Regions from separate parts of the Homo sapiens genome. Here all the other regions are linked to region 4. The links are chromatin contacts, found by Hi-C or POLR2A ChIA-PET in ENCODE. All regions are on one chromosome and are shown on one strand. The core of a region is the stretch at or near the end of the contact, and the rest is flanking DNA. Distances in the headings are between cores, read along the strand shown. Region 1 holds the start of KLRK1-AS1 (KLRK1 antisense RNA 1). Region 2 holds the start of GABARAPL1 (GABA type A receptor associated protein like 1). Region 3 holds the start of H4C16 (H4 histone 16). Region 4 holds the start of CDKN1B (cyclin dependent kinase inhibitor 1B). Region 5 holds the start of LINC02446 (long intergenic non-protein coding RNA 2446).

Evidence for each region. A loop is a pair of places that touch in the nucleus more often than their neighbours do. ChIA-PET counts read pairs that join two places held with the same protein, here RNA polymerase II (POLR2A). Pooled maps may share reads with other maps.
Region 1: a loop to region 4 is called in a pooled map, with 4 times the contacts of the local background. The contact joins the promoter of KLRK1-AS1 here to the promoter of CDKN1B in region 4. A Hi-C loop is called at or near these places in 1 of 168 maps with a recorded cell type or tissue (naive thymus-derived CD4-positive, alpha-beta T cell) and 9 of 50 pooled maps. POLR2A ChIA-PET finds 5 or more read pairs at or near these places in 2 of 52 experiments (BJ and activated B cell).
Region 2: a map of heart left ventricle shows a loop between it and region 4 (16-fold over the local background). The contact joins the promoter of GABARAPL1 here to the promoter of CDKN1B in region 4. A Hi-C loop is called at or near these places in 6 of 168 maps with a recorded cell type or tissue (Right ventricle myocardium inferior, chondrocyte, gastrocnemius medialis and 3 more) and 20 of 50 pooled maps. POLR2A ChIA-PET finds 5 or more read pairs at or near these places in 4 of 52 experiments (CD4-positive, alpha-beta T cell, MCF 10A, T-cell and 1 more).
Region 3: a loop to region 4 is called in a map of B cell, with 11 times the contacts of the local background. The contact joins the promoter of H4C16 here to the promoter of CDKN1B in region 4. A Hi-C loop is called at or near these places in 3 of 168 maps with a recorded cell type or tissue (B cell, OCI-LY7 and naive thymus-derived CD4-positive, alpha-beta T cell), 15 of 37 single-sample maps with no recorded cell type and 24 of 50 pooled maps. POLR2A ChIA-PET finds 5 or more read pairs at or near these places in 6 of 52 experiments (CD4-positive, alpha-beta T cell, CD4-positive, alpha-beta memory T cell, T-cell and 3 more).
Region 5: POLR2A ChIA-PET joins it to region 4 with 22 read pairs in activated CD8-positive, alpha-beta T cell. The contact joins the promoter of LINC02446 here to the promoter of CDKN1B in region 4. A Hi-C loop is called at or near these places in 1 of 168 maps with a recorded cell type or tissue (CD8-positive, alpha-beta T cell). POLR2A ChIA-PET finds 5 or more read pairs at or near these places in 2 of 52 experiments (activated CD8-positive, alpha-beta T cell and activated naive CD8-positive, alpha-beta T cell).

The regions. Positions count from the first base shown.
Region 1 is chr12:10,361,845-10,366,733 of GRCh38, forward strand. It overlaps KLRK1-AS1 (KLRK1 antisense RNA 1), which reads left to right and starts at 1,925. Exons shown (of 4, transcript NR_120430.1): 1 at 1,925-2,189. RefSeq lists enhancers at 2,396-2,445, 2,906-2,975.
Region 2 is chr12:10,210,179-10,215,017 of GRCh38, forward strand. It overlaps GABARAPL1 (GABA type A receptor associated protein like 1), which reads left to right and starts at 2,699. Exons shown (of 4, transcript NM_031412.4): 1 at 2,699-3,041. The coding sequence starts at 2,952. It overlaps GABARAPL1-AS1 (GABARAPL1 antisense RNA 1), which reads right to left. Exons shown (of 3, transcript NR_170310.1): 1 at 4,464-4,839; 2 at 3,876-4,191; 3 at 3,471-3,784. RefSeq lists an enhancer at 1,936-2,478 and a silencer at 2,572-2,831.
Region 3 is chr12:14,767,329-14,772,601 of GRCh38, forward strand. It overlaps H4C16 (H4 histone 16), which reads right to left and starts at 3,803. Exons shown (of 1, transcript NM_175054.2): 1 at 3,392-3,803. The coding sequence starts at 3,756. The coding sequence ends at 3,445. It overlaps LOC105369669, which reads right to left and starts at 3,329. Exons shown (of 3, transcript XM_047429947.1): 1 at 2,572-3,329; 2 at 1,611-1,681. The coding sequence starts at 2,825. RefSeq lists enhancers at 2,429-3,024, 3,025-3,621, 3,286-3,615.
Region 4 is chr12:12,713,540-12,718,617 of GRCh38, forward strand. CDKN1B (cyclin dependent kinase inhibitor 1B) reads left to right here and starts at 3,829. Exons shown (of 3, transcript NM_004064.5): 1 at 3,829-4,775. The coding sequence starts at 4,301. It also overlaps a transcript of GPR19 not described here. RefSeq lists enhancers at 657-726, 907-1,086, 1,157-1,286, 3,803-3,852, 3,933-4,032 and 2 more and silencers at 3,213-3,782, 4,207-4,395.
Region 5 is chr12:10,552,059-10,557,053 of GRCh38, forward strand. It overlaps LINC02446 (long intergenic non-protein coding RNA 2446), which reads left to right and starts at 1,321. Exons shown (of 3, transcript NR_146456.1): 1 at 1,321-1,458.

The sequences.
Region 1 (4,889 bases), core at 675-3,174, 2.4 Mb before region 4:
TGGTTACAACAGGCAGTTTCAGCAGCCAGGCTTGCAGATAATTACATTCTTGGAGCAATGCTTTGTACCCAGAATGTTTTCCCACTGGATTCTCCACTCTGTTTTATTTAGTTATGAAAAGAATTACTCAATTTTTATAATCAACTTTCACACCTAAATTACCTCCCAAAGGCACCTCCTAATACTATACCATTGGGAGTTAGGATTTCAAATATGAATTTCAGGGAAACAGAAACATTCTGTCCATAACATTCTGCCCATGGCAAAGTTTATGTTCTTTTTGCCTGCATTTATTCTGTAAAAAGTAAAGTAGAGGTTGCTCTTCAAAGACTTTCCTCCCTAACTAATTAGGAATAAATAGTAACTTCTCTTAGAAGCAAAATTTATTCAAAGACCTGTGCTCCTAAATATTTGCCCTGGCATGCTTATACTGGTCCAAGCAAGCATTAGGTCATAGCCTGTTCCTCTTCCTTATTTAAAAGTGTTTTTACCTTTCTCAGCATTCCACAAGTTACTTCCTCCTTCCTTTGTTCTCCTCTACCTTTGCCTCTTTTAAAAAGTTCTAAATTGCTAGCCAGTCGGGACAAATACAGAATGTGAGGTCCTGTTCCAGTCAATGGAAACTGGATACAGCAGTAGGGTGGATGCGGCAGGTTATAAATGATGCTGTCTCCTTTGTTTGGTGTACACTCGTGGCAAAACTGCTGATGAGTATACCCTTTCTGCAGGAAGTAAAAAAAAAAAATGGCCACACTAAATAAATCTATGTTCAAGTGCTATTTTTTTATGGCACTGGGGAACAAGCATTTCAAACAATTTGGTGGCAGTCTGTATGGGGATACATTCTCCTCCAGGGGTGGTCTCCAGTCCTCTCTCATGAGGGAGTGCACTCCCCTACCTCATTGAAGGGGCCCTCAGGAATGACAAATTGAGACAAATAAACCCAGACTCTCAGCAACACAGAGAGAAAAAAAAAAAAAAGAAACTGGCCAGCAACCTAGCTTAAAGGATCCTCACATACTGTGGCGACAACTTTGTGCACAGGCCAAGAAAGAAGAAGCTGTGGGAGCCAATAAAGTATTTCCTTGGTGATCGGGACTAAAAAAAAAAAAAAAAAAAAAGCCACAGGACGGTAAAGCATTCCTTAGTTAGGACGTACCAAGGAGAGAGAAACTGCAGGGTCAGTAGATTATTCCTTAGTCGGGATGTCTTGGAGGTTAAAAATAGGTGAGAAATCCCCATAGAAGGGGTGTTGAACCTCAGAAAGAGGTGAGAAATCCCCATGAGGCGGGTTGAACCTCAGAAAGAGGTGAGGAATCCCCATGGGAGGGGGGCGTTGAACCTCACACAAACTCCCAGTAGTAAGAAAAATATTCAGAACCCCCCTTTCCTTTCTTCTTGGGGGAAGAAAGAATAGCCCCACTGCCACCAGTCCCTTCCCTAGGGAAAGGGGAAGGAGGGGGAAAACAGCAGCATAGGTGGCTGGCATGGAACAGGAATTAAAATAAATTACAGAATGTGTAAGCAAAAACTCAGTTGTATATAAGAAAACCCAATTCCCCCCTGAGGAAGAGAAAGAGCCGGAGTCCTTTAAAAATTAACTGCCTGTTTTCTGTGGCTAGTGAGCCTTATCTCTCCCTTTCCCAGGCATTATGAAGACCCTATTTCTCTAGCTGTGCAGCTGCAAGGTCACTAGACAGATAAACTCAAGTCATAAAACATGTTTTTCCTTGAAAAGAAATGATGTCATGTATGTCTCAATTGAATAACTGTCTTTGTTTCTTGCTTCTGTTATACGCTTCCCCCTGCACAAATCTTCCCCCACCCACGAAATGCTTAAAAGGTAACTTGACTCTTTGTTTGGGGCTCAGTCCTTTGGATGTTAATCCAAGTGGACCAGTGCACCTAAATAATAAATATCCTCCTCAATCCCTTGGTCTCTCTGATTCCTTATATATCCCGATACATTTCTGGGGGCTCATCAGGATTGGAGATGACAGATTTACTGTCCCCTTTGCCTGCGATACTAGGTCCCCGGGGCCAGGAGAGACCCGGCATCCAAGGTGTGCCACAGCTGAGCTTCACCCGGATATATAGACCAGCTCTCCCCACGTCCCAGCACCCTGCCTGGCAGCGCAATGGAACCGAGGATGGGGCTGCAGGACGATACCAGCACTTCAGGAACTGTGGTAAGGAGTATAGGCCCAAGGCAGGAAAGCCCGTCCCATAGGGACAAAGGGGAGCTTGATCACCTCCCAGGGACTGACCACTAATCCAACCCAGAGTGGCTGGGGGCAGCAGGAGTGGCCTGCCAATTTGGATGAAGCTTATGTCCCCACTAACAAAGTGAAAGTGGTTCACTGGATCTGGAGACAGGAACTGGGAGTGGTGTGTGTATGTGTGTGAATATGGGAGCCTAACTAGGCTCACCCAGGTCATGAGAGAGGCTCATTCCATCCGATGAGGACTCCTGCAGTAGGAGTGGTGTATGTGTGTGAAAGTGGGAGCCTAACTAGACTCACCCGGGACATGAGAGAGGCTCATTTCGTCCAATGAGGAATCCTGGGGCAAGGAAGGTGTGTGAAAGTGTGTGAAAGCGATGGTCTCGGGAGAGGCCAATGCAGGGAGTGACGTGGGGAGGCACAGATCCCTTAGCACGGGCTGTGTGCTCTGAGGCGAGTGTGGGGGGAAATCAGACCTAGGACATTGCATACAGCTGATAGGACGAGCTTTGCAGCTGTAGCAGGCTGTGACAGGGGAAGACACCTTCCTGGCTAAGCAGTGTCCGAAACTCCTGTAATAGGACCGGGTCTGCTGGACCTGAGAGTGAAAGTGAGAGTGAGAGTGAGAGTGTGCCGCAAGGGAGGAAATGGGAGGGAAAGCGTCAAAACCAACTCCTTTGGAGTGCATGATAAAAATTTTAAAGAAAGGATTTAGAGGTGATTGTGGGATGAAACTGGATGTTCAAAAGTTAAAGACATACTGTGAATTACAATAGCCCTCTTTTAGTGTCAGATGGCTGGCCGAAGGCACTGTAGAGAAATTGGCCGTGTGTTTTAAGGTGGTGACTAGGGTCGGAGGACAGCCAGGGCATTCAGACCTAGTCTTTATATTGACTCATGGCTAAATGTACGCAGCCCTGCCTAGCAGTTTATTGTAGAATGCTCGCAGCTCACGCCGAGATAAACCAACTGTGCTGGCAGCTACGGAGTTAAAGGGAAAGTCACAGAGGCTTCTAGCACCACCGATCCAAAAGTGAAAGTGAAAGTCAGCTGCCCTGGAAGCTATGCAGACCAAAAAAAAAAAAGAGTCTCAGGAAAGAGAAAACCAGTTTTGCAAGAATCACAGGATGGAATAGAGATCCTTCCTACCTATATTCCAATCTATCCCCCCTTACCAAGGCTAATTGCCCCTAAGGAGGTAAGTTCAAACAGATACATGCTCCCACTCTCACCTGAGAAGGAGAAATCGGAGCTCCAGGAAGTTAAAACGAAAGGCTCAAAAAGGTAGGCAGGCCGTCTCAGGTCAAGTCATGCCCAAGTTATGCTTCTGCCTCTTAAGAGGACAAGCAGACCCCCACTAGGACCCAGACGATGCAGTCCAGCTTCAGCACCTACAAAAGTGCCGAGAAGCACTTTTACAAAGGCTAAAGGATGTTAAAAGGAAAAGGCAACCAATATAAAAAAATCTCAGAAGTGCTCCATGGTGCAGATAAAAGCACCAGCCAGTTTTATAGGCATTTTGCTTGTACACTCTGTTTAACCCCGAGGCTGCTGAAAATCAGTGAATAGTAAATACGGCATTTGTAAGGCAGGCCCAAGGAGATATCAGGCATAAATTGCAGAAGTTAGAAGCTCCGTAGGTGTGAATGCTACTCAGCTTATTAAAGTGGCTACCAAGGTGTACATTAACTGAGACCAGGAGGCAAAGAAGAAAGCTGATTGGAGGCTTAATAAAGGCTTATTTACAAGCAGCAGCCCTTATGGGAAGAGAGGCTGGCTTTGCAAGGAGGCATAGATGCGGGTGTGAATGCAGTTGTGGAAAAGGCTAGTCTGGACAGCAATTTGAAAGCCAGCCAAGGCTAGAGAGAGATTAATGTACATGGTGCAAAAGAAAAGGACACTAGAAGGATAAATGTCAAAAGAATAAGGAGAATGGTCAAGGCCATGGTATGAAAAAACCACTGGCCAAGGGCTACTGCACCCAGGAGAAACCCAAGACTGCTGTGAAAGGCAGGATATAAAGGGTCAGAAAAAAGCTCAGATCTGCTCGAAAAGTGTCCAGTACTTAAGCTTTTACATAAGCCAAGAGGAAAGATGGCTTAGTAGTGAACAAAAGCAGGCTGTTTGTGCACTTCCTACTCCAACCACCTGGCGTCGAATAACAGAGTTCCTAAGGGCAGCAAAGTTCTTCCGCATTTAGATCCCAAATTTCTTGCTTGTGGCTAAGCCATTATACAAAGCCACAAAGAGGAGGAAAGAAGGACTCCTCCTCTAGGAGGCCAACCAGAAGAAGGCTTTTCAAAAAATCAAAGAAGCCTTGACTCAGATCCCAGCTTTAGGACTGCCAGATCTAACTAACTAAGCTTATCTTCTTGAATGTCCACAAGTGAAAGGGAGGCCATAAAGATTCTAACTCAAGCCATAAGGTCATGGCATTGCCCAGTGACACACTTATCCAGGCAGTTAGATTCTGTGGCACTTGGATGGCCTCCTTGTTTTAAAGCACTAGCTGCTACTGCCCTACTGGCACAAGAAGCTAATAAACTGACTTTAGAGATGGTGAATACCCTAAACCCGGCTACCTTGCTCCTCATCGAGTCAGTGCCAGGAGACCCCCTTCGTTGCTGTGTAAATGTGATAGATGAAGTGTTCTTAAGCCAGAGAGAT
Region 2 (4,839 bases), core at 1,449-3,948, 2.5 Mb before region 4:
ACTCACCCACAAAATTAAAGAAACTAAGTTTCATTACTGGCACCAGAAAACGAATCACATAGTCCCACTTCTTCATGTATTTTTCTTCATGGCATCTTTCAATCTTTATGTATAAAAATTCATGAGGGCAGGGCGCGGTGGCTAGTACCTGTAACCCTAGCACTTTGGGAGGCCGAGACGGGCGAATCACCTGAGGTCAGGAGTTCGAGACCAGCCTGGCAGCATGGCAAAACCTCGTCTCTACTAAAAATACAAAAAAATTAGCTGGGCGCGGTGGCGGGCGCCTTGTAATCCCAGCTACTCAGGAGGACGAGGCCGGAGAAAATTGCTTGAATCCAGGAGGCAGAGGTTGCAGAGAGCCTAGATGGAGCCATTGCACTCCAGCCTGGGCGACAAGAGAGAAACTCCATATCAAATAAATAAATAAAATAAATAAAATCCATGAGTTATTTTATCACATTATATGTTTATAATTTTAAGTCTTACTTTCAAATTGAAAACAGTTTAATTTTCAGTCGCTCATGTTAGGTTTTTTTTTTTTTTTTTAGACAGAGTCTAGCTCTGTCGCCCAGGCTGGAATGCAGTGACACGATCTTGGCTCACTGCAAGCTCCCGCTACCACGCCCGGCTAATTTTTTTGTATTTTTAGTAGAGGCGGGGTTTCACGTGCTAGCCAGGATGGTCTCGATCTCCTGACCTCGTGATCCACCCACCTCCGCCTCCCAAAGTGCTGGGATTACAGTCGTGAGCCACTGCGCCCGGCCTCATTTTAGTTTTGATGCAAATATAGTTAAACCCTCCCGGGTTCTCCCTTCCGGGTTCAAGTGATTCTCCTGCCTCAGGCTCTCGAGTAGCTGGGGACTACAGGCGAGCGCCACCAGGCTCAGCTAATTTTTTCTGTATTATTAGTAGAGACGGGGTTTCACTCGTCTCATGTTGGCCAGGATGGTCTCTATCTCTTGACCTCGTGATCCACCCACCTTGGCCTCCCAAAGTGCTGGGATTACAAGCATGAGCCAACGCGCCCGGCCTATTTTTATTTATTTATTCTTTTTGAGACAGAGTCTTGCTCTCTCTCCCAGGCTGGAGTACAGTGGGCGATCTCAGCTCACTGCAGCCACTGCCTCCCGGATTCAAGCGATTCTCCTGCCTTAGCCTCCACAGTAGCTGAGACTGTAGGAGCGCGCCACCATGCCTTGTTAATTTTTGTTTTTTCTGTAGAGACAGGGTTTTGCCATGTTACCCAGGCTGGTCTTGAACTCCTGAGCTCAAGCGATCCTCGGCCTGGGCCTCCCAAAGTGCTGGGAGAACAGACGTGAGCCACCGCGCCTGGCCCCCTGTGGGTGTTTTTAAAATTAGAGACACTGAGACCCCGACTGAAGAAGATAGGCCACGGGGCTGCTGTTATCTAATATTTATCAGAACTCACCCGACTTGTATGGGCAACGCAGCCCCTTTTCACTGTTCTTTTTCTTTGCAAACTCCACAGTCCTCCCTGTCGCTGCCCTACAGTACTGGTTGGAAGGTCTTTCTTCTTTGACTCTAGGTGGGGAAATCCAGAACGAGGCTTCGCCTCACCTGCCCTAATGCCCAATCTTCTACTAGCATTCCAGGCAGCGCTTTCTAGTCACGTGAGGGATACCTAACCACTGGAACTAAATAAGATGTGGGGGAACAACTGAGGTCATCACCTAAATTGCTTGATACTCTCTTTTCCAGAAGACGAGCCCCCTTTCTGAGTTTATGGCAGAAAGTGAATCCCTCCCTCCCTCCCTTCCTTTCTTTTTCTGTAAGACGGTGTTTCGCTCTTGTTGCCCAGGCTGGAGTGCGACGCCGTGATCTCCGCTCGCCGCAACCTCCGCCTCCCGGGTTAGAGCGGTTCTCCTGCCTCAGCCTCCAGAGTAGCTGGGATTACAGCCATGCGCCACCACGCCCAGCTAATTTTGTATTTTTAGTAGAGACAGGGTTTCTCCATGTTGGTCAGGCTGGTCTCGAACTCCTGACCTCAGGTGATCCGCCCGCCTCGGCCTCCTGGGATTACAGGCGTGAGCCACCGCGCCCGGCTAGAAAGTGAATCATTTCTATATTTGATTGTACGTGAAGCCCTCGGTAGTCCTTACTGACATCATGTCTCCTTTAGACTTTGATTACACTCCGTGTCCTTCATCTGACTCCTCTCTTCAGATTCCTGAGTCACGCTCTGTTTATGTTGCTGTTCAGGAGCGAACTGCGGCACCGCCCAAACACTGTGACGCCAGCGCGGGAGGAGGGCCGCGGGAGGGGCAGCGGAACGCGCAGAGGGCACGGTGCAAGCACGGGACAGCTCTGCATTGGCCAAAGGGATCCCAGGAGGCCTGGCCCTCTTTTCTCCTGAGGCTGGATCCCAACCAGCAGGAAAAGGCTGGATTTTCGCCTTTTGTATTTGTTTTGGGGCCCAACCAAGAAAAACAGTGGAGGGGGAATAAAACATGTTTAAATCTTTTTTTTGTCTTAAAACCATCTTTAATTTCACAGTCACAAAATAAAACATAACTCGAATGTTTTGATGTTTGCAGTGACATCGATTGTGAAAAAGGTTAGCCAGAAAGGAAACGCAGTGAGACAGAGCGCTCGGCCACCCCCTGCCCTGGGCGCCTGGCGCATGGGGGGCGGGGCGGGGCTCGCGGGGTGACGTCACAGCCCGACGCGCCACCCAGCTGTTTTTGTGCTCCCAGCTCTAGCGAAAAGCCGCCGGTATTTCTCCATCTGGCTCTCCTCTACCTCCAGGCAGGCTCACCCGAGATCCCCGCCCCGAACCCCCCCTGCACACTCGGCCCAGCGCTGTTGCCCCCGGAGCGGACGTTTCTGCAGCTATTCTGAGCACACCTTGACGTCGGCTGAGGGAGCGGGACAGGGTCAGCGGCGAAGGAGGCAGGCCCCGCGCGGGGATCTCGGAAGCCCTGCGGTGCATCATGAAGTTCCAGTACAAGGAGGACCATCCCTTTGAGTATCGGAAAAAGGAAGGAGAAAAGATCCGGAAGAAATATCCGGACAGGGTCCCCGTGAGTGTAGAGGAGCGGAGGGGATGGGAGGGGAAGGGCCCGCGGGGGCGGGGGCGGGTAGTCGAGATGGCTTCCCTGGGGCGCCCAGGCGGCTCTGGAGAAGGGAGGTTCCGAGAATTACTTAATCCTGAACGCCCTTCAGTGCCAGAGCCAATGGACGTCCAGACTGTAGAGCTTTTAAAACCCCGTATGCCTGGGCCCCGAACCCCACTTCAGGGCTGACGGCGTTTTGGGGGCCGAGCCGCCGTCTTCAGTGACTCAGCAACCCACACACGGTCTCAGCAGCTGAGACCGTGTGTGGGTTGCGGTGCACAAAATAGGGCCCCTGTGGGCGAGACTGGTTAGATCGGGGCCATGGATTGGCTGCCTTTAAGAACGCAGGGACATTGTGCTGTGCGGTGAGGTTTGCGCAAACCCAGTCGATTTCTGCCTTGGCTGGTTCTCCTTTAATGAAGTTGACTTTGGCTCTCATATCATTGGTCTTGGGACGAAAAGGTTCAGAAGCTATTCAGTAATTTTCTTGCATTACAGGGGGTTAGGGGAGCACAAGACAGTCCTGGCCTGGAAAACAAGGTCACGTTCTCTGCCCAACAGCCCTCTTGCCTCATCGTTCTAGGCTCCGGGGCTTGTGTGGGGACAGCCAGCCTCCTCGTGTTGATTTCTGATCACCTGGTACCTGGTCGCGATAAGGCAGGACTGAGACGTTTTTTCTCCGTTTTGGACACCGGCTTAAGTAGTTAAAACTACCGCAGGCAGTGAGTAGGAACAGAAAAGTATTAGGTATCTTTCAGCATCCGGGCGTTTTCCCCATTACCCCCTCCCCCGCCCACTTGCCTGGTGTTTCTCTAATGCAGGCTGCGCAGCCGAATTGGAGGGCAGAATATGGCTTAAGTGGTAGGGGGACCAGCAGCTGTTGGATTTTGGAAATGGAGGAGCGGAGATTTTAAAATTGTGCTCTTTATCTTCAGGTAGGAACATTAGTATTACGTGTCACATAATGGTAAAATAATTGCTGTTATCTGATGTCTTTTCTTGACTCACAGCCACTCTGGGTTTCTTCTCTAATCCTTACCTAACGTTCGTGGTTTTATAGCTACCAGAAGCCACCAGGGCCTTAGCCCAGCAGTAGAAACCTCTTGTAACCCTTTTCCTTTAAAAAGAAAAAAAAGTCATTAGGGCTCTTCATTCCCCAGGAATTACAAAAAGGTTTTCAGCTTATAGAGGGGTGAGCTAATCCCTTACTCGGGAAAGGATCCTTTACAAATTACTTTCCTGGTTTCTGGACCTTGGATACCTGAAAATTTTGCCCAGTTCTGGTGATACCAATCTTTTGAGCAATGATATTTAAAAAATACAATCAAGTTTTATTGATAGTTTACCCTAGCGGTATTATAAGTACTCAGTCTGTAATCATTGACTTACTTCCTTACACGATTACCCGTTCTACAGATGGAGTATTCAAAGCACAAAGAAATGCAGTAACTTCCTAAAGGTTTCACATTGCTGATCTGTGGTTGAGCTGGAATTCCAACCCTGTCTGAAGGACTGTGGAGCTCTCGGGTATCTTAACCTCCATGCCATATTGTTTCTCAGTTTCTAATATAGTTGTATTAACCAGAATTAATGACGTGCTGTGGACTTTACACTGTTAAGTATTGGAAATAGATAAATATTTATGTGCATTCACTCTGAATATTTTAGAGCATTCTGTTCTTTTCCTGCTCATAGTTTGGTGTTAAATGTTTTACTCCTGTGATAATTTTTAAGCCATTAAGCCTGTCACTCAGATTTCAGCTTT
Region 3 (5,273 bases), core at 2,553-5,052, 2.1 Mb after region 4:
TCAAGTGATTCTTGTGCCTCAGCCCCCGAGTAACAGGGATTACAGGTGTGTACCACCATGCCCAGCTAACTTTTTGTATTTTTAGTAGAGACAGGGTTTCACCATGTTGCCCAGGCTGGTCTTGAACTCCTGTCCAAGTGATTTGCCCACTTCAGCCTCCCAAAGTGCTGGGATTACAGGCATGAGCCACCACACCCAGCCTCAGTGTGGTCTTGATTTGTAGTTTCTTGATGACTGATCAAGCTGAACATCTCTTCTTACGCTTATTGGCCATGTTTTTCCAGTCTTTTGCCCATTTTTCAATAGGCTTGTTTGAACTTGGTTTCAATTTTTATTCAACTAGTTGCCTAGTTCATTGCATTATTCTTGGACAAAGGACAAATTAAATATACAACATTAGGAGATTCTCCAAATACAACCTGCCTGGAAAATACTCTGGCATTTGTTTATGCTGCTTTTCCCCCAAATTTGGTGTGGCCTTCTTCAATGGGTCATTAGCTCAGAACAGATGGCACCTGTGCTCTTTGAAGATACCCATACACTTGGCTGACAAAATTTGTCCTTTTGTATACCAATAGCATTTGATTTATACCACTCTATTAGAGCAAACCATATGTGTACAACTACACGTCTTTCCCCTTTCTCTCCTAGAAAAATAGGAGTTTCTTGATGGCAGTAACTTGCTCATTTATCTCTGAATATTCAAAATATGCTTGGAAAAGAGGCATTAAACAAATGTTCAAAATTCAAAAGGGATGACTTTGCTACAGGATCAAATTTCAATGCATTCCATTCACTTTACATTTTATAATTCTTATTTTATGTAGAGATGGGGTCTCACTATGTTGGCCATGCTGGTCTCAAACTCCTGGCCTCCAGCAATCCTACTGCCTCAGCCTTCCCAAAGTGCTGGCATTATAGCCACCCCCACCCCGCCCCCCTCATTCACATTTTAAGTGAGGCATTACAGAGTTTTAAATCAAGTTCTTTAACATTTTTAGTAAGCAATTTTACTATTAATAGTAAACTTCAGAAAATCTTGATCGTTTTCAGTTTGAGATATTCTGTTCAGTTATTGAACCGTGTGACCCAGTTTTGGTTTGGAAGATATGATTACTGTCAGGACTGGGTACTTACTATACCATAGGACTCAGAGTCACAGACAAAAATAAATATTTCTTGGGTTTAGATAATTAGGTTATATTTTATAAAGAACAAAACACAAACAAAAAAATAACTATGCTACAAGGGAAAATATAAGTTCTATTCTAATCAAAGAATTGAGACCACTACAAAAATAAAAAAAAACCCCAAAACCATGAAATATTTAAACAATTCCATATAAGTTAAATACTTAAGGAAGAGTTTTAATTGTCATACAAATATCTACAGTATTTCTATCCTCCATCGGGGCCCTAACTTTCATCCTTAATTTATGTGAAACCCAAAATCACTCATTTGGTCATGCAACAAATATCGAGGGCACGAAAGTATGCCAGACTCTATTTCTTTTAAGTAACTCAATTTTTCACTTGCATTAAAGAAAATTGAACTTCTCCGAGTGTCTCACTGTCTTAGAAATTAAACTAACACCAGTATTGTGTACTCACTTGAAGTCTTTATGGAGTAGGAGAAAGTACTTAGAAATGACACGTCAGCAAAAAGGAACAGGGGAGCCTTCCTGGCAGAAGAAGAGGCAAATGTCAAGATCTAGCGGTGCGGAATCCTTCGCCAGCTGGGTTCCAATCTTGACTCCAGTTCTTTAACCCCTGGGGCTGGGAAACTCCCTTAGAGTGACTTCAGCCCACCGCACCAAGGAAGCTATATGACTTCTTCATGTTTAGAATAGCTAGAGCAAGACCAAGCGTGGTGGCTCACGCCTGAAATGCCAGCACTTTGGGAGGCGGAGGCGGGTGAATCACTTGAGGCCAGGAGTTCAAGACCAGCCTGGCCAACATGGTGAAACCCCGTATCTACCAAAAAAAAAAAAAATACAAAAATTAGCCAGGCGTGGTGGCGCAGGCCTGTAATCCCAGCTACTCCGGAAGCTGAGGCAGGTGAATCGCTTGAACCCGGGAGGCGGAGGCGAGATCGTGCCACTGCACTCCAGCCTCGGTGGCAGAGCTAGACTTGGTCTCGAAAAGAAAGGAAAAAAGAAAAGGTAGAGAAGGGGCAGATTAGTTAACGCGGCATGGATCACACCGCATCCTGGGGTGCCAAGCCTAATGAGAAGTTAGGAAGGACAGAGCCAGGAGTAGAGCGAGGCTGTTATACGGAGCTTTACCGGAGGCCGGGGCGACCCCTACGGCCTGGACGCAGGCTGATCACCAGGTCTTCCGCCCCCTACCCTCGCCTACTGGAAAGTGCGCTTAACTGGTAGCACCAGCCCCACCTTTCTCCAAGACCCTCACTACACCCCGGGAGTACCGGGTAGGACCACGCGCTTGGTAATCCCACAGCTGTCTCTCTTACATTCTCACTGAACTTATTAGAACCTAACCCGCCACCCGTTTCCCTTCTAGACCCCCAGGCTGCTCTGAACAGGGCCTTTACTCGGAAGCCAGGGCTTACCTCCCGGCTGCGATAGGGTTATTTGTGATGGGCATGACACTGCTCGGAGCGGGGGATTCCCGGCAACTTGGCGACCTGCAGGTGATCTGGCCTTTCATGCCGGCGTGACCCCCACTGCCTGCCTGCCAACTCCACGCCCGCCGCCAGGTGGCCGAGCAGGACGCTACCCGCTTGGCGTAGGCAACTTTACGCAGCTGGCTAAGAGGGAATCGCAGGGTGTCGCGAGTTTCGCCCGGCCGCCTTAATCTCAGCATCTGAGCTTGGTCACCTCTCACTCAACGTCAGCGATTAAGTAAAATAGTACCCAGTAAGACTACGCGCCACACTAGAGCTGCATTCAGCTTTCGGGCTTGCAGGTAGCGGCGTGCTGCGACCTCCCATTTCCTGCGACTTAGCAAGCCCTGCACACGCACGAACCGCCCTTGACGCGTGACGCTCACCCCTGAAGGCCAGCAGGAAGTCACCTAAGCCCTGATTTACATGGAAGCCATCCGATACGTGCTTATGGGCCAACGACTCGGCCGCTTAGAAGACCATGACCAGTTCTAACACTAGGGCTTTGTACAAGCACTCTTCTAAACAAAATCCGGTGTCTGGATTTTGGGAGGTCACTACTGCGTTGCGCGGCACCTCCAGGGTCGTACCTAAGCACAGGCGGAACCCCCTCCTTGAGGTCTAGTTCTCCCCGTGCCCGCCAAGTCTAATCCCGAGCAGATGCTCGGGCCGCGAATATCCCATTTCCGGTATCCGGAAGGCGACATCAAAGGGTTGATATTTACCCGTTATCTAGGAAGTGTTAACAGCTCTTTCTGTGACAGTTTGGGGGCCCTGAAAAGGGCCTTTTGGAGTCTGTAGAGAAGCTGTGGGGACAGCTCAACCGCCGAAACCATAAAGGGTGCGACCCTGGCGTTTCAGCGCGTACACCACATCCATGGCCGTGACGGTCTTGCGCTTGGCGTGCTCCGTGTAAGTCACCGCGTCACGGATCACGTTCTCCAGGAAGACTTTGAGGACTCCCCGGGTCTCCTCGTAGATGAGACCAGAAATGCGCTTGACGCCCCCACGTCGGGCGAGACGGCGAATCGCCGGCTTTGTAATGCCTTGGATATTGTCCCGCAGCACCTTCCGGTGGCGCTTGGCGCCTCCCTTACCCAGCCCCTTGCCACCTTTACCTCGCCCAGACATTCTGAAATCACAGCGCCTACTCAGCAGAAAATCGGGCTGCCCACTGTGATTGCCAGTCGCAGACCAGGGCTTATAGTCTCTCGATGCGGACCTGTTTGAAAACATCAAAAAAGTGGGCGGAGCTCTAGGCCCCACCTCTGGAGACATGCTATAGTTGTTAAGTCCAGGAAGCAGTCAGCGAAACCAGCCTGATTTTTTTGTTGTTTGCTCTTTTGGGAAAATTTTTTCTGATGTTTGGAGAAAGGTTCATGGTGATACGTTTTAAAGTTAAAACAGTATGAGCTAAAAGAATTTATATTGCCTTTTCTCAGCGCTTAAATAAAAGTAGGCCAGATCCTATGCACGTTCCTTGTTCTGTCCCTCCCTCCTTCTGTTTTTTCAAACGGAATTCCTGACTTACTATGAAACTCTATAAAAACCTGAAAAGCTTTACATCCGAGATTTCAAAGCAATTACTTAAAATTTAAAATTTTTCACACGTGGGTCTTCTGAAGACATAGTAGGGGGAGAGGACTTTTTTCTCTTTTACGGCCCTGCAGATAATTAAAATTCTTTCAATTGAAAAAAGAAAGTGCAGCTTCCCGTCCCCCACCTACACTCCACCCCCACCTCCCCCCGACCCCCGCCATTCCCCTTTCAGCTGCTTCTGCGCAATTTGCAGGTTTTCCTGCCCTGCAAGAGCCTGTGTGCTTTTCAACCAAGTAACTTCCTGTGGTTATTTAGTTGAAATATTGTCAATGTCTTATGTCATTCAAATCTCAGGTTCTCATCTCACATTTTCCACTTAAAAATTCAAAGTTCTTGTAAAACAATGGATGCCACAATCATGACTTGGAATAATGATTTCTACTGCAAATCCCCTCAGGAGGTTCTGAATCCCTTCCTTTCTCAAGAGAATCCCTGAACAAAAACGAAAGTTTCTGTAAGGTGTCACCGCTCTTCAAAGGTGTCAGGACCCTGTCTTCTCTAAAGGTTTTACTGTGTTAAAAAGCAGCTGTTATTTAGAGGATGAGTCATAAGTCTTTCCCAGGTAGTTAATTAGGATTCTGAGCAATGAATTTTAGTAAGTGGGGCTTCTTTGTCCCTGGTCTTGAAGATAAGCCTTTACAGCAGGAAGACTTTATGGTAAAATTTTGTTATATTTATAAATGCCTATAGTTTACATTTGTTTCAATCCATGCCCATCTTCATAACCCAAAAGGTATTTATTTTTCTTTTACTTTTTGTTAAAGATAAAAGAGTTGGAACACTGTCTTGAATGGCTGGAAAAAGTCCTGAATGGTCGAACTTCACTCATGATTTTAATATTTGACTCAGAGGGAAGAGGAAAAGTCTATCAGATCTTGAAGAGATAAGAATTATTGTAATGGGGCCGGGCGCGGTGGCTCACGCCTGTAATCCCAGCGCTCTGGGAGGCCGAGGAGGGCGGATTACGAGGTCAGGAGATCGAGACCATCCTGACTAACATGGTGAAACCCCATCTCTACTAAAAATACATAAAAATTAGCCGGGCGTGG
Region 4 (5,078 bases), core at 2,579-5,078:
TTTGTGTGTGTGAGATGGAGTCTCACTCTGTCTTCCAGGCTGGTGTGCAGTGGCAAGATCTTGGCTCACTGCAACCTCCGCCTCCTGTGTTCAAGTCATTATCCTGCCTCAGCCTCCTGAGTAGCTGGGATTACAGGCCTGCACTACCATGCCCAGCTAATGTTTGTATTTGTAGTAGAGATGAGTTTCATCATGTTGGCCAGGCTGGTCTTGAACTCCTGACATCAAGTGATCCACCTGCCTCTGCCTCCCAAAGTGCTGGGATTACAGGTGTGAGCCACTGCACCTGGCCTCAAAGGCCACTTTCTCCATGAGGCCTTCCCTGACCACTTATTCACATTGTGATCCTTGAAACACTTCCTTTTCCCTCTCCGCTTATTGTTTCTCCATAGCATTTTTCACCTCCTTACATAGTATGTACTTCTTTCATGTGCTGTGTTCATTTTCTGTCTCCTCTCCCCTTTTTGGAATGTCAGCATCATTCTAGTTTAAATCTGTTTGTTTACTTCTGTGTTCCCAGAGCCTAAGGATAATGTCTGGCATAGAGGAGGCACTCAATAAATATTTGTTGAAAGAAAGAAGGAATAAGCAAATTAATAGAAGGTGCTCCGTAAATATTTGTGAAATTGAATTAAAAGTGTCAGAAGGAGATGACTGTGAAATTCCCAAAGTCTAAAAATATGTGAGCTTAGAAGAATGGTGGAGTTGAGTGCTGCCTCATTATAAACATCCTCGAGGAAGGACTGAAACTGTGTGCTTGCGGTGGGAGGGGCAGCTGGGCAAGGAACCGTGAACCTTCGCAGAAACATTTGGGGCTGCAGAACTTGGGTGAGAGCGCTGCATCTGGGAGCTGGCGACGCTGGCGGCTTGCTCATTCACCCCATCTGAACACTTGTCTATGACACAGGTGTTTTCTCTTAAGTTATTTTGGTCTTTGCCTCTCTCCTCAGGTTGTGAAGATTACAGAAATCTGGGATGGCTTATGGGACGCTTCTCAGCCCTAAGTAGGAAAACAGCAGTGAAAATGGCAACCAAAACATCACGCAGGACTGGGGGTTTTGGGGAAACAGCTCACTTTAGAGCAGTGCAGTGTAGAGCTTTCCGTCTTTTACCAGGGTCCACCTTTAACACTGTTTATCTGAAAATTTTCCCCCTGGCTTACTCGCTTGCAGCTGCCCACTTTGCAGAAGGATGGCGCTCTGATCTCTACGCTCCCTGTTCCTTCAGGGACTCCATAGTATTTTTTTTCACGCGTCGTCGCTACTACAGCAGACGCCTGCGTTCTCATTATTTGCTGTACAGATCTCCGGTGCCTTGACTGTAAACAAAACACTTTAGATCATTGTGAGGTCGATGTAAGCACAGCCTTTCTGCTGGCAGCCAGACTTCTTAAGGTGGTGTGACTGTGACTTGCTTACTTTTCGAGATCAACAACAACAAAGCGACAAAATGGTGCTCCTACATATTAGTTGAAAGATTCAGCATGTGAAGGGGATCGAAGTGTTTATTTTCCACTTCCATATAAGACATGAATTCCATGAGTAAAATCAAACTTCTGTGGCAAGGTGAACTACTCTAGAATGTCTCCATTTACATACATGTGGTAGTTTGGGTGTTTATGCATATGGATAGATGCACATATATAGAGTTCCTGTGTTGTCTAGCAATTGTTTTAAAATTTGGACAATTATCTAATTTCTAGGGTAAGGTATAAATTATGGTAGGGAGGCCTACCCTAATTTTCCTGTTCCTTTTCCCCCAGTCTGCAGTCCAATAAATTGACAGCCTTAAAAGTAGAAAAACTAAAGAGGATGAGACCTCTTGCTTGATCCTAGGTGAATTCTTTTCTGTCAGTTAGGTAGGAAGTCCTGACTTGAAAACTAGTTCTGGGCACTGCCCCCTTTACTGTTCTCTGGGTATCAACCCCTGTCCTTCAATTTTAGTTGAACTAGTGGATGGTGATACCACAGGCTCAAGACAGCTGCATTTAAATATCAGTGACCACAGGCCACATCAAGGAAACATCTGCAGGCAACCCAGGGCCTGGGAAGGAGCCATTTTCAGTCACTTGTAAGACAGCAGGACCTGCAGACTACAGCACAATCAAACTCAGACAAAACCCTGAACCAGTGAGAACCATTAGGAAGGAAAGGAACAGAAAATGAACCAACCTGAGTGTTAGGAGACTTGCATCTAGTCCTGACTCCGGTACCAACCGAATGCATGTCCCTGGACAGGAAACCTCTCTGAGTCTCGATTTCCTCCGTGGTAAAAAGGAGAGGGTTAAACCACAGGGTCCCGAGGGTCCCTTCCAGCTGTCACATTCTGGAGCGTATGAGATGAGGTAGGCACACAAAGTGGACAAGATGTGGCTAAGAAAACAAGCTACACATCAAGCTCATCTGTAGCATAGGTGCTTAAGAAAACTTTGCTGCTGTGTAATATTAGAACGGAAGGTTGGTTTCCAGTAAAATGCATTAACTTTGGCTCAAACCAAGATGATGGGTACCGGGCATGGGGGTGGGGAGGCAGTTGAAGATCCACTGAGCTTTGTCTCAGGGCAGCCCTGCTCATCGTCCTACTTTACCTTCCACCACGGTGCTCAAGCCCACACTGAGAGAGAAATTTCCAGCTGCAAAAGGGAGAAGAGAAACGCTGGAATACTAGTATCGGACGTTAGGACATGGTTGTGGTGTTTTAAAAATCATTTCATCATCTGGAGTTTGACCCCGAGGGGAGTATTTTCACCCTTCAGCCCTCTGAAAGCATTCACTAGCATCTGAATATTGTTCTGAGTTTGTTGGAGCAGTGAAATCTGGTGAGAGAGAAGGGTGGAGGAAGGAAGGAGCTGTTGTATTTGGCGGCTGGACTCAGGTAGAGGAAACTGCTACAATCCCGGGAAAGAACAGAAAAGTAGAAAGGGACGAGTTCCCACACGCAGCCAATGTCCATGGCCTTAACTGTGCTTGGGAAGGAAGATCCTGGGCCAGGGGTGTACCCTCGTTTTTCAAAACTAAACGTGTCTGAGACAGCTACAAAGTTTATTAAGGGACTTGAGAGACTAGAGTTTTTTGTTTTTTTTTTTTAATCTTGAGTTCCTTTCTTATTTTCATTGAGGGAGAGCTTGAGTTCATGATAAGTGCCGCGTCTACTCCTGGCTAATTTCTAAAAGAAAGACGTTCGCTTTGGCTTCTTCCCTAGGCCCCCAGCCTCCCCAGGGATGGCAGAAACTTCTGGGTTAAGGCTGAGCGAACCATTGCCCACTGCCTCCACCAGCCCCCAGCAAAGGCACGCCGGCGGGGGGGCGCCCAGCCCCCCCAGCAAACGCTCCGCGGCCTCCCCCGCAGACCACGAGGTGGGGGCCGCTGGGGAGGGCCGAGCTGGGGGCAGCTCGCCACCCCGGCTCCTAGCGAGCTGCCGGCGACCTTCGCGGTCCTCTGGTCCAGGTCCCGGCTTCCCGGGCGAGGAGCGGGAGGGAGGTCGGGGCTTAGGCGCCGCGGCGAACCCGCCAACGCAGCGCCGGGCCCCGAACCTCAGGCCCCGCCCCAGGTTCCCGGCCGTTTGGCTAGTTTGTTTGTCTTAATTTTAATTTCTCCGAGGCCAGCCAGAGCAGGTTTGTTGGCAGCAGTACCCCTCCAGCAGTCACGCGACCAGCCAATCTCCCGGCGGCGCTCGGGGAGGCGGCGCGCTCGGGAACGAGGGGAGGTGGCGGAACCGCGCCGGGGCCACCTTAAGGCCGCGCTCGCCAGCCTCGGCGGGGCGGCTCCCGCCGCCGCAACCAATGGATCTCCTCCTCTGTTTAAATAGACTCGCCGTGTCAATCATTTTCTTCTTCGTCAGCCTCCCTTCCACCGCCATATTGGGCCACTAAAAAAAGGGGGCTCGTCTTTTCGGGGTGTTTTTCTCCCCCTCCCCTGTCCCCGCTTGCTCACGGCTCTGCGACTCCGACGCCGGCAAGGTTTGGAGAGCGGCTGGGTTCGCGGGACCCGCGGGCTTGCACCCGCCCAGACTCGGACGGGCTTTGCCACCCTCTCCGCTTGCCTGGTCCCCTCTCCTCTCCGCCCTCCCGCTCGCCAGTCCATTTGATCAGCGGAGACTCGGCGGCCGGGCCGGGGCTTCCCCGCAGCCCCTGCGCGCTCCTAGAGCTCGGGCCGTGGCTCGTCGGGGTCTGTGTCTTTTGGCTCCGAGGGCAGTCGCTGGGCTTCCGAGAGGGGTTCGGGCTGCGTAGGGGCGCTTTGTTTTGTTCGGTTTTGTTTTTTTGAGAGTGCGAGAGAGGCGGTCGTGCAGACCCGGGAGAAAGATGTCAAACGTGCGAGTGTCTAACGGGAGCCCTAGCCTGGAGCGGATGGACGCCAGGCAGGCGGAGCACCCCAAGCCCTCGGCCTGCAGGAACCTCTTCGGCCCGGTGGACCACGAAGAGTTAACCCGGGACTTGGAGAAGCACTGCAGAGACATGGAAGAGGCGAGCCAGCGCAAGTGGAATTTCGATTTTCAGAATCACAAACCCCTAGAGGGCAAGTACGAGTGGCAAGAGGTGGAGAAGGGCAGCTTGCCCGAGTTCTACTACAGACCCCCGCGGCCCCCCAAAGGTGCCTGCAAGGTGCCGGCGCAGGAGAGCCAGGATGTCAGCGGGAGCCGCCCGGCGGCGCCTTTAATTGGGGCTCCGGCTAACTCTGAGGACACGCATTTGGTGGACCCAAAGACTGATCCGTCGGACAGCCAGACGGGGTTAGCGGAGCAATGCGCAGGAATAAGGAAGCGACCTGCAACCGACGGTAATGACCCTTTCCCAACCATAGAATGTGTTTGGGGCCCCGCTTTGCCTGCTGGAGGGTGTTAACCTTAGCTTGCTTTTCGGCGTATTCTGATTTAGCTTTGGGAGAGCTAACTTTATTGGTCTTAGGTGTTCAGTGCTACCTGGCCCACTGCTTGTCTGTTTGTGACTTTTAAGTCAGAAACTGGAGATGGTAAGATCCGATAATTTCCCTAACTTAATACATCGCGGTCCCTCTCACTAGCAACTCCTAGGTATGTGACAAAGTTGGGATGTTTATCAACGGTCCGCCTCCTGGCTAGGG
Region 5 (4,995 bases), core at 71-2,570, 2.2 Mb before region 4:
ATATAGAGCTAGTTAGGTTAACTATTCCCTCTTAAGTGGACTGTGGAATTGTGTCTTTCAAGAAATTTGTACACTTTACATGTTATTGAATTAATGAGCAGAAAAATACTTAATATTCACTTATCCTTTAAATATCTGTAGCATCTGTATTACTTTTCCTACTTTTATTCCTGATATTGGTAATTGGTGTCTTCTTACAGTTTTGGGGAATAATCCATTTTGTTGACATGTTAAAAGAATCAGCTTTTGGTTTATTTTTCTCTATTGCCTTTCTATTTTCTATTTCATGGATTTCTGCCCTTATCTTTATTATTTCCTTTCTTCTGTTGGATTTGGAATTAATTTTCCTTATTTTTTAAATTCCAAAGTTGGAATCTTGGATAACTGATTTTAGACCTCTCTTTTCTAAATAGCATTTTATAACTTCCCTCCAAGCAGTACTCCAATAGTAGCAGAAATTTTGCTATGTTGCACGTTTATTTTCATTCAGTTCAAAATATTTGCTAATTTCGACTACAATTCTTCTTTCACCTATGTGTTATTTATAAGTGCATTTTAAAATTTTACCATATTTGGGAATGTTCCAAATATCTTTCTGCTATTGAATTTTTAGATTTATTTGTGGTCAGAGAACATGCTATGTATAATTCATTTTAAACATATGGGCTCTTTTGGCCCAAAATATGGTGTATCCTGGTGACAGTTCTGTGTGCAGTTGAGTATTTTTTTCTATTGTTGAGTGGGGTATTCTATATATGCCAGTTATTTCAATTTGGTTGATGGTGCTCTTCCAGACTTTTTATGTCCTTACTGATTTTTTTCTAAATATTCCAGTAACCACTGAGAGAGGTGTGTTGACATGTTTGACTATAACTGAGGATTTGCCTATTTCTTCTTTCAGTCTTGGCAGTTTTGATGCAGGAGAACATGGTCAGGAGACAGGGAACCTAAGATTGATTCACGCTGACTTCCTAGAACTGAATCAAAAGGAAAACCCCACCTCTCTATACCCAAGTAACAAAAAGATCAGGGGCTACTCCCTTTGCAACATCCCCCACCCCTTTTCTGCATTGAAGACGAAAAATGAAAGTATCTTTCATTGGTTCCCTCCTGAAACCAATCAGACTGATCACAGGCCAAGTCTTCATGTGTAACCTTGTAACTTTACTTCAGCCTCCTATTGGTCACCTTCTGCAACCAATTAGACTGATCACAGGCCACTACTTCATTTACATAAGGTGTAAACCAAGTAACCAATTGGAAACCTCTAGACGGTATTTAAACTCCAGAAAATTCTATAACCAGCCTCTTGAGCTGCTTGCTTGGCCCACTCTCACTCTGTGGAGTGTACATTTGTTTCCATAAATCTGTGCTTTTTTTTTCATTGTTTTGTTTGTGCATTTCATCCAATTGTTTGTTCAAAATGCCAAGAATCTGGACACCCTCCACCAGTAACAGGTAACAGTTTTGGTTCTATGTATCTTCAGATCTGTTATTAGGTATATATACATTTAGAGTTGTATGTCAGCTTATTGCTTTTGATCTCATCAACATTATGTAATATTCTTTATCTCTGTTGTAGTGATTGACAGAATTTTCTTTCAGTATAACAAAAATGCCACTTTATCATCTGATCTGCAAAGTTTCAGATGTGAAATTATAATTCGTATTGTCTCTAAACTCTTGGATGACCTGTTATGTTATTTTTTTACTCTTTTCTTATTTTTGGTAGTTTAGTTGGGATAATTTCTGTTCATCTATCTTCAAGTTCACTTGATTTTTCTTTCCCTATCCTGTGTTCAGTTTTCTAAGAAGTGCATGGAAGGAATTCTTTATTTCTGATATCATAGTTTTATCCTTGGCATTTCCACTTGACTCTTTTTAAAAATATAGTTTTCATCTCTGAAAAATTTCATCATATATCAATGCATGTTTTTAAAATTTCCACTGTTTCTTTGACATATTAAAAAATTATTTTAAGTTTCTCACCAATAATTTCAACATCTTGAACACACATATCTTGAGTTTTATCAGCTAGTATTTTTTTTTGGCAATGGGTCCTTTTCTCACTTTTTGTGTGTTTGTCGCTTATAATTCTATTGAATGGCAAACACTGTATGTCAGGCCAGCATGGCGATACCTCTTCTGTAAATCTGTAAAGTTGAAGTGTTGAGCTAGTTTATGTTTCATTGTTCCTGTGGTCACCTTTAGTACACCACAGACTTCAAATGCTCCCAGTGATGTACTGCCACTACCTTACACTTCGTGCAGGGTCTGGGGAGCGGGAGGTTTTTCTTAGTGTTCTGTTCTGATTTCAGCACGCCCTGCACACCTGCAGTGTGAAGAGGTTCTCTCTCTAAACTGTTGCCCCTCCTCTCTTGTGGCTTGTTACGTGAAAATAACGACAGTGTTGGGAGAAATAGAAATTCTAGTTTATCTTGGCCTATTCTCAGTCTTGGGCAAGGCCCTATGTACCTTGGCCTCAGGAGTGTGGTTTCCTCAGCATTCCTCATCGTCCTCCTCAGCAACCAAGCTCTTCTTGTATCTATGGGGAGTCTTGGGCAGGAAAGAATTTCTCCTCTGCTGGCATAGCAGATCTCTGCCTTGTGTCACTGTGGGATCCTTGACCCCAGAGGGTTTCCTGCTCCTCTCTGTTTGAACATCTTTTTTCTTCTCCCCTTCCTTCAACAGCAGAATGTTTTTGACTAGGATCAGTAATGGGGGAGTTTTCTGCCCCTCTTCAAGCAGTAGACTGTTGTTGTGTGTTGCTTGGTGCAAGGCTTGTGGTGGGAGGTATGGTGGTTTCCTTCTCTTTTCTCTGCTACAAAGAAATTTTGCTTTTAGCTTTCTTTTTGCATCACGTTACGTTCTGTAAGACCAGGAGAAAGAGAGAGGTTTATCCTACCCCTCCCCCAAGGGCAGAGAACTTTTGCTTATACTGCTTCTCTAAAAGCACTCAAACTTTGCCTGATTCCTGGGAGCAGGAGGGTTTGTTGGCCCTCCCTAAGTATCTTAAAGGTTTTGCTTCAAGTGAGAAAAGGCACTGGGAAATGCTGAGGTTTCATGCCTAGACGTCGCCATGGCTAAGGGGCTTTCTCTGGCTCTGCCCTGCCCCAGGCCTTCTAATGAGCTCCCACTTGAGGCCTGTGGAAAAGACCTGGAGACTCCCCTTGCAGCTAGGACTCTCAGTGACACATGAAAGCCCAACTGAGCTTAAGACTTTGTTCAAAATTTAGTGTTTTTATTTTACTTTTATGGCTGCCATCTTTTCCTCTTATGCTCTGCCAAAAATGAAACCGTCTATGAGTCCCATCTCTCCTTAGCGGTGCATGTCCCGCTTGGAGTTCAATTTAAGTGGTTGCCTTGTGACCTCAGCACTCTGATGTCCTCAGATAAAGTTATACTTTTATACATTATCTGAATTTTTCTTGTTGTCAGGTGAGAGCGATTATCTCTGTGGCTTTTTGTTTTCTAAGCACAAGTCCGTACAAGATGTTTTTTTTTTTAACTCAACTGGTTCAGTTTCTGTTAATACATTATTTTTGAGTTAGCATTATAATATTGCTTTGCTGGAATAAAGTCCTTTGTAAAAATATATTTCTGGATGATTTTCAATGAGGGCACTCTACTAAGTGAATTGTAGGCTATACTTTATATAATTTTATTTCATATGCTTATAAAATAAGAAGAATCCATGACACCTTTTAACTTAAAAATTGAATCAAAATAAAATCAGGCATAGAAAATTAATAGTGATGATCTTAAATTGATTTAAATACAATTGATACTATTAATCTGAAAATGACTAATTTTATATGAATATCCACATAAAGACAATAAAAATAATGATAAAATTAATAAATTTGGACATTGAGGAAAGAGACATGAAAATATCGAAGTCTTCACATTTTCATACCAGAGAAACAATCTTTACTACAAGTAAAACATATTTTTAAAAGAATAAAAGTCTAGTGACTTCAAAATCTTTATAAAAATAGTATTTCTCTTAATCTTAAAAGGGAAAACTTAGGAAATAGTGTCTTATGTTAAAGAAACATTAATTCTAAATATTAATTCATTTAGTTTAATTTTCTGCCTTATTTTCTACTAGATCCTGCTAATGTAAAATTTAATAGTTTTTTTACAATTAAAGCACAATATGTATAGTATAATCCTATTTTACTAAATGCTTTTCTGTCCTAATATTCTACTTATTCATCTGTATATATATCCAACTATAATACATTAATAGATTGTATAATCACAATGACTATTTCTTGGTTACATATAACATTTTGGATTAAAAAAAAACTTTTTCCTGTATAATTACCTGCAATTTTTCGTATAGAATCTATAATGTATTTTAAGAAGCAATTGTTTGTTTAATTAAACAAACTTTTTTAAATTTAAAAATGACTGGAAGGGTATTTAAAAGTATTTTAAGTACTCTTTAAAAGAATTTTTAAGTAATTACAAATGGTGTAATTTGTCTTCTTTGTGCTTTTATGTAACAATTTCTAAAAATATTTCATTTTGGCTTCCAGATATTTAATCTGCATGTTGTCATGCCTTTGAGAATATTGGACAAACACATTTGTAAAATTTCATGTGTCATATGTATTATCAGGTAGACACATAAAGAAGAGCACACAATAACTGGAGAACATTGTAGAGAAACTCCAGAAATGTGTTCAATAAAATATAGCACCTTAAAGCAAAAAAAAAAAAAAGATATTTTAACTCTTGGTGATTCTGAGATAAAAACAAACAAAAACACCTGTATATTTGTATCATAGATCAATTCTACATCATCTTTGATTGGAGATTACAAGTAAAATCTAAAACACATACACGCTAAACACACTCCTTACATATAAATTGTACTAGTGCACATTTAAATATATGTTTAATATGCATATATATGTTTAATATATAATGTATACCATTTGAACTTAATTAGAAAATAGTATATGTAGAGGGAAATCGATCTCTTAA